Regions from separate parts of the Homo sapiens genome. Here region 1 is linked to region 2. The links are chromatin contacts, found by Hi-C or POLR2A ChIA-PET in ENCODE. All regions are on one chromosome and are shown on one strand. Each heading gives the region's core, a stretch centred on a gene start or an enhancer-like site at or near the end of the contact. The rest is flanking DNA. Distances are from core to core; before and after follow the strand shown.

Region 1 (3,279 bases), core at 666-3,165, 200 kb before region 2:
TGCTATGTAAAGTTGTATGTGTCATACTTATCCCAATTATTAAAGAAAAAGGACGCTTAACTACCATCGATTGAATTCCCAGTGTAAGTGTCCTTTCCTCCCTAAAAGTAACCTCGAATTCTTCTCTTAGGCTGAGTGATCCTGGGAGAAATGAAATATGTAACATTCTTAAGTATAGGCAGCTACATGCAAACAACCACACACATTCTTCTTCAAATACTTTGGTGAGATGATTCCTATTCTTTAAAGAAAGGCACTTCCAAGGATACAGTTATGAACATTTTGTCTTTTATGTCTTTCCACAGTTACAACATTTTCACTAAGATAAGCAGCTTTTCAATGAATTTGATCCTTTCCTGAAGTAATTGTTCAAAATGTCTCTAATCACCACCCTAACTAGGTTTCCTTTGGGGACTGGGGCTAGCACTGCTCATCTCAGATTGTGAACGTCTATCCTAAACCCATGCAGCATTCTTATCCTATTGTGATGAAATCCACAGGGTTCAAAAGTTAATTCTTCCATGAATGTGTACCAGGTGCTGGGGAAGGCTGGGAAGGAGAGGCTGGGTGGTACAGATGACAGAGTTCCTGAGGGTCTAGTTGAGCAAAGATATATTGAATACAAAACCAAAAATAACAGCATGAAGTCAATGGAATAATAGTGTGAAGTGCTCAAGGGAGCCCAGAAGAGAAAACTGTCCCATAATGGAAAGAGGAGGGTAAAAGGAAGGGAGTTTCACAGCAGACAAGGAGAAGGGGCATTTTTGGCTGAGGAAACAGCCTTGAAATGTAGGCTATACTTAGAGACCATTTAGCAGTCTGGCGTGGCTAGGGGGGAAATTTGATAATTCCATGGGGAATGAGACAGACACAGAATGTCTACCCCAAATCCTACCATCTGGGGGCCTAGAATCCTTCTTTGCTTCATGTCAGTAAGGCCAAGAAAAGTACTTTTAAAGAAGAATTTTAAAAGATTTGCATGGCTAGTGAAATCTTTGGGATTGTAGGAAGAAATCACAATAATAATTAAAATTATTATAACTATTATTTTGTCAAACTCCAAGTGATTTAAGACATACATAGTATTTTATAGCTGAAGGAACTTCAAAGACCATTTCATCCAGCCTGCTTATTTTACAGATGAGGAAATTGAGGCCCAGAGAAAAGTTCCTTGCTGCAAATCCACTGCTAGTTGGGAACAAAGCTAGGCTGGAGCACAGATCTCTTGCTTCCTAAGCCAGATCGCTTGCCACGAAAATGTGCCAATCTGTGCACCCCCACTACCGATTTGTCCTGTTTCTCAGAGAAGAAAAAACAATGGTTAGAGTTTAAGAGGTTTCCCTGAAGTCACCCAACTCCTGGTGGCTCAGATGGGACTCAAACCCGGGATGTTGGGGACATGTAGCCAACACTCTCCTGTAAACATTCTTACTAAAACTAAACCCATTCACGAGGGATGAAGTGTGAGACAGAAGAGTGAGTGTGGTGATTAGAGCCCCCCAACCCACGTATCTCCAGTCATGACCTGAGTAAGAAATACAGGGGCTGAAAGAGGTCTGCTTTGCCTCAGCTACCACCAGCCTAACCACGCACGGCTAAGCCTCAAGGAGTTCTCCTTCTTCACTAAGGGCTTAGCTGCAATGTGGTTTAAATTAGACATTTCTTGCCTGAGTAGAACAAATCACTTAGGTTATACGCTGACAAAAAAGGAACAGTCTGCATGCTTGGAAAGCTTAGGGGGAATTAAATTATGTGCTGTCACTTCAGAGTTGTTCCTCTGTCCTGTACACCACCACCTCTCAATTGCCTGCAGGAGCTGCAGGGCCTTGCGTGCAAGCTGTGCCATAACCCAAGGCTTAACATAAACTTCGGGCTCTCAGGTCATTGGGAAATAACAGGTATATCCGGTTGTGCCTTTTGTGCTTGTCTGCACGCAAATTAAAAGCTCGTGCTATGCTGAACTCCTTGGAGCCTCTGGTTACAGAGAAGGGAGGATGCCTTAGAATGGAATTTTCACACAATTGTCCTGTTTGTTTTTCCAGGGAATTGGGTGATAGTGTGTGTTTGTAAGAAGTTCACACCTCTGGGAGGCTGAGCTCAGAAGGGGCGGGATGTGGAGGTGGCCATGTGCCAGGCGACCCTCTAGGGAGCAGGGCTCCAAAGGACCCCACGTCTGAACTTTGAAGGGACGGTAGTGCTTACGGGGGCGGCGGGGAAGGGCGGGGTTTGCGCAGATCTCAGACTTCCTGGCTAGTAGCAACAATGCCAAGTGCAGAGCTAGGTGGGGAGGGGTGCAGGAAGGGATCTGAAAGCTTGGGGGCCATGTACTCAGGCTGTCACCTCCCTAAGGGAGGCTCCTCACCTCCCTAAGTTTTGTGATGCCCCCACTACAGTTCAGCCCTGAACCCTCCAGATGGCTGATTGGAGTAGGAATGAAGCGTCCACTCCGTCTTCATGTTTCTTCCCATGGGACACAATAATATTCCCTTCGCTGTGACTACAGCCTCCCCCCAGTTAAGTAGGAGAAATCTATGCCTACTGCACTCCAACTGTGAGATTTCCTCTGGCAGGAGTTTGCCTAGCTGGTGCAGCTGGGAAGCAGCAGAGAGTTTTTGCAGCCCGGCGGAACTGAATTCAAATTTCAGCTCAACCAACATAGTGTGTGTGACCTTGATTGATAATTCCAACTCTTCCTGCCTTGCTTTATTTGTCTGTAAAAAAGGGATGAGGGCAATGGTTATCTCAAAGGGTTGGCTGTGTGGGATTAATGAAATGATTTCTGTCAAGTGCTTGGCACATTGCCTGGCTCAAAATGCTCCATATATGGCAGTTCTTACATATATGACAGTACATTATTATTGTTACCATTGGTTTAATTGGCAGAGCTGCGATCCAAAAATTTCAGACTGTGGCTCGATCCTGGGCTTCGATTTCAGGCTGTGGCTAAGAAGCCCTCCTGGCTTCACACCTAACCAGGATCCACATGCCTCTTCCACTGAGCTGGGCTCTCCCAGCTTCCTGACTCAGGCACTACCTCGTCTCCGGGCCGCAGGGGTTTGGGCATCATTCTGTCTGCCTCTTCTTCCTCCTCCTTCCTGGGGCTAAGGTACATCATCTGGGCAGGTAGCTGTCTTGGGAAGATGACATCTTTCTAGCCAGACACCTGGTGGTGGCAACTCTGCAATAGTTTAGAGGGTTGCAGTGGTGTTTCAATGCGCCCACACTTGTCTCAGGGCTATTCTCTTAAAATCAGTAACTGGGACATTATTTTTTCTGAAA
Region 2 (3,481 bases), core at 418-2,917:
TACATACACACAATTTTGAAAGTTAAAATGTCAGTTAAAAGGAGTTTTGCATGGATACAAAGTTATCCAGTATGGGGGTGGCATTGAGGGTTGTTTTCTCCTTGGGCTGTCTTGATGGAGGAAAGCTGGTTGGAAAGGCTGAGTTGCTGTTTTGGCCTCTGACAGTGATTTACTTTGTAACCTCAAGTAAGTCATCCTCTGGTATCTGAGTTTTAGATAAGTCAAGAACCTACCCTTGAAGTGGTATCGAGGGATAAATCAGACTGTCTGAATGACTGGACTGGAGCTTCTCAGAAGCGCAGTGCAAATCTGAGTTTCTAGTGTGCGGGCGAACCTGATGTTGAAACATCGGAGCTGGAAGAGGGCTCTTACCCATCCAGCCCAGCTTTCGCATTTGGCAGATGAGGAACCCAGGGAGGGGAAAATGACTTACAAAGATCACGTAGCCAATGAGTGTGGAGCTGGGGCCATAATCCAGTCCTTATGTGATTACTGTGAAGTTATCCTTTTCCCCCAACATCTACTTATGAATAAAGAGTTTATTAAGTGGTTAACTGCAAGGCAAGATTGCTCACAGTACTCTCAATGACACTCCAGGCTCAATGGCCTAGAGGACATAGAACAGAAGGAGGATTTAAGGAAACTTCTCCAATAAATCAGGCAAAATTTGCTTTGAGTGTGAATTCTAATCAATGCCATCATTTGTAGGAATGGGCCATGTCAGCAGCCCAGGGGTTGCTAACTTCAAGTAGGAGGTAGCCTTACGCAGATACTTGACTTGGGAGGACAGGAGGAAGAAAGCATTGAATAAACAAAGCAGGACTGAGGGTAGGAGTAGAGGCCTTCTAGGGATGCTGAACTTGTGCACAGAGAACTTCCTAACAGAGCACTACCTGCCTCTTCCTCCTACCCACCCCTGGGTTGCTTTTATAGGGGAGGAAAGCAAATCTTGTCCCTCTAGCCATCTTAGGTTCTCCCACTGAGGCCCTGTATATTAGACTAACAAAAAAGCACCTTCACCAGAGAAACACAAACAGAAGTTTATTAGCATGTGTCACACATACACATGGAGGTACCTAGAGATGAGTAACTCAAAGGGATTGTTAGAACTTGGGCTTATATAACATCTTAACAAAAAAACCCAATACTTTTGTAGAGAATTAACAAGAGAAAGGAAAAGCACTCTGGACTTCATGGGGTAGCAAGTTGTGGGAAGATAAATGGGAAACTCATGGACGGTAAGGGCTGGTTGGTCAAGTTTGTTCCTCTGGTCTAGTGTGTGGGATATAGGATCTACGGTTGTCTCAGGGGACCAAGAACTGTCCTGCCCTTCCTGGAAGAAAAAAGGAGAGCAGAGTTTTTCTTCTGTCCACTTCTTAATTATCATCAGCTCAGAATAATCCTTACGTCTGTTAAAGCAAACTAAATATGGCCTGAGAAGGACTCTGTACTTCTATATTTGAGTCCTTGTGGATGAACTGCAACCTAGCTTAACTGGTAGACGAGACTGAAAACCTAACTAGGAGTATGCACCTGTAACAGTCACTGAGTCTTGGCCAATCCCAGCAGCCATACTTCAACCACTCATACACTGCTGAGTGTTCAACTTGTGTTCAAATAAGGCAAACGCCAAGCTGTAGCTAGTCAGGCTGTTTCTCACTTCCTATTTCTATATGTCACTTTACTTTTTTTTTGTCTATAAATTTGTTCTGACCACAAGGCACTCCTGGAGTCTCTCTGAGTTGGCTGCCCAATTTGTGAATTGTTCATTGCTCAATTAAACTCCCTTAAATTTAATTCTGCTGAAGTGGTTTTTTTTTTTTTTTTAACACGCCAAAGTGGCATATTTTGGGGTGGCATAATCTGCCACACCCTTCCTTCCTCCTGAAGAGTTTCTTTGAGGAATTCAACCACTACATTTGAAGCATGCAACTATGGCAAACCTAATTAGAAAAAGTTGTGCTGATTCAGGAAGCCCCAGTCCCCGACTGAGTGACAGTAGATAGATGTGGGTAAAACAGTATCTTATTCTTGGCAGCTGAAAGTAAGTGAGAGGAAAGGGGTGGTGGAGGAGAGGAAGCCAGCAGGAGAATAGAAGAGAAAGTGGAGTGCACGCTCCTGACTGAGCAGGTCCCGTAGTCGACTTGATTGACAGGATGAGACTGAGGAGAGGCAGTGTGATCTCTGGGCGGGAGGTCAGAGCCTCTAGGCCAGAATCATGGTGGAGTTCGAAGAAGAAGAATGAAGTTTGAATGAAGTCCAACTTCATTCCCTAGAGAATTCCCAGGGACCTGGCTGTTCAGAAAGGAGCCTTGGGCAACCGATGGTGCCAGGGCTCCAGATGATTCCACCCCTGAGATAGAGTCCTTTGAGTCCTACAAAGTCTGGACTTCATAACGAATAATGACGGTGTCTGTTAAGTGCTTCCTAGTTATGAAATGTGATAAGCATTTTAAAAATGCAGTGTCTCATTTGATAATCACAACAATCTGTGAGTTAAATATCATTAGCCCATTTTACAGATGAGGGAGTTGAGGTTTAGAGATGTAAAAATAAGTGGCCCAAGCCCACCCAACATATAAGCAAACAGAGATTCCAATGAAATTATCATTCCAAATTCATATTTTTAATCATTATACTGCACTGCCTTCCCTTGGGTGGGTTATGACTTTCTGGGGAGGAGCCTTTCTGGAGGTCAGTAGCCACATGTTATAGCAGGGTCTAAATTTAGGATTCACACGGCGTCTGAGCTGCGGACAGAGGTAAGGCGAGTGAGTGGGGACTCTACATACTTGGAATCTGCCCCTGAGACCTGGTCTAGGCTCTTCTTTGAGTGATACCAATTGCCTGTTTTGTTTTTTTTTCTCTGAGTAAACCTGACCATTTCAAGCTCATTGTCAGGATTAGAAACCCTGACAGATCGAGGAAGAGAAAGCGAAATGGAATAGAAAGGAGAATGGGGGTGAGAAAGCAGTAGGTACTGAGTGTGTCCAACTGGGTCCTGGTCTTAAGCGTTCATCTGTCTCACAACAGCCCTGGTGTTGTGGAATCGAAGGACAGAATAAGATCGTCCAGCAGAGACCAGGACCAGAGATCTGGTTAGACCATACATATTTGTTTAGGCAGAAATGAAGACCAGATAATGTAGGGAAGGTGTGTGTGCATGACAGGTGTGGGTGGGAAGGCGAACCCAGAGAAAGGGGATCCCTGTGGGTGGTGGGGACCAAGCACACGAGGGTTTGGAGCAGCCAGGAGGGGTCTATGGATCCATAGGACTTCAACAAAAATAACAGACAAGCTAGTGGGTTCTAGGTGTCATGTTTTGGCATCTAGCTCAACTATGCAGGTCCTCGGAGCCACCACAAAATCCAGACAGACCCCTGATCCCAGAACACATTCTGTCTACTCCCTGGCGCTTGGCTGTCAGACTCTGCCCAGTTTGGGTAGAAAAACCGGCCACAAGAGGGCAGTAGGAAGCCAC

What was found. A loop is a pair of places that touch in the nucleus more often than their neighbours do. ChIA-PET counts read pairs that join two places held with the same protein, here RNA polymerase II (POLR2A). Pooled maps may share reads with other maps.
Region 1: a pooled map shows a loop between it and region 2 (2.7-fold over the local background). The contact joins two enhancer-like sites. A Hi-C loop is called at or near these places in 1 of 37 single-sample maps with no recorded cell type and 2 of 50 pooled maps. POLR2A ChIA-PET finds 5 or more read pairs at or near these places in 4 of 52 experiments (GM10248, OCI-LY7, T-cell and 1 more).

Annotation. Positions count from the first base shown.
Region 1 is chr2:38,095,012-38,098,290 of GRCh38, reverse strand. No RefSeq gene overlaps it. Among named protein-coding and RNA genes, the nearest start is that of CYP1B1, 20 kb to the right of the region's middle. Within about 2 kb of position 1,915, at least 13 of the 41 ENCODE cell types and tissues checked have a DNase peak (open chromatin) inside an H3K27ac peak, as active enhancers do.
Region 2 is chr2:37,891,102-37,894,582 of GRCh38, reverse strand. No RefSeq gene overlaps it. Among named protein-coding and RNA genes, the nearest start is that of PIRAT1, 17 kb to the right of the region's middle. Within about 2 kb of position 1,667, at least 6 of the 41 ENCODE cell types and tissues checked have a DNase peak (open chromatin) inside an H3K27ac peak, as active enhancers do.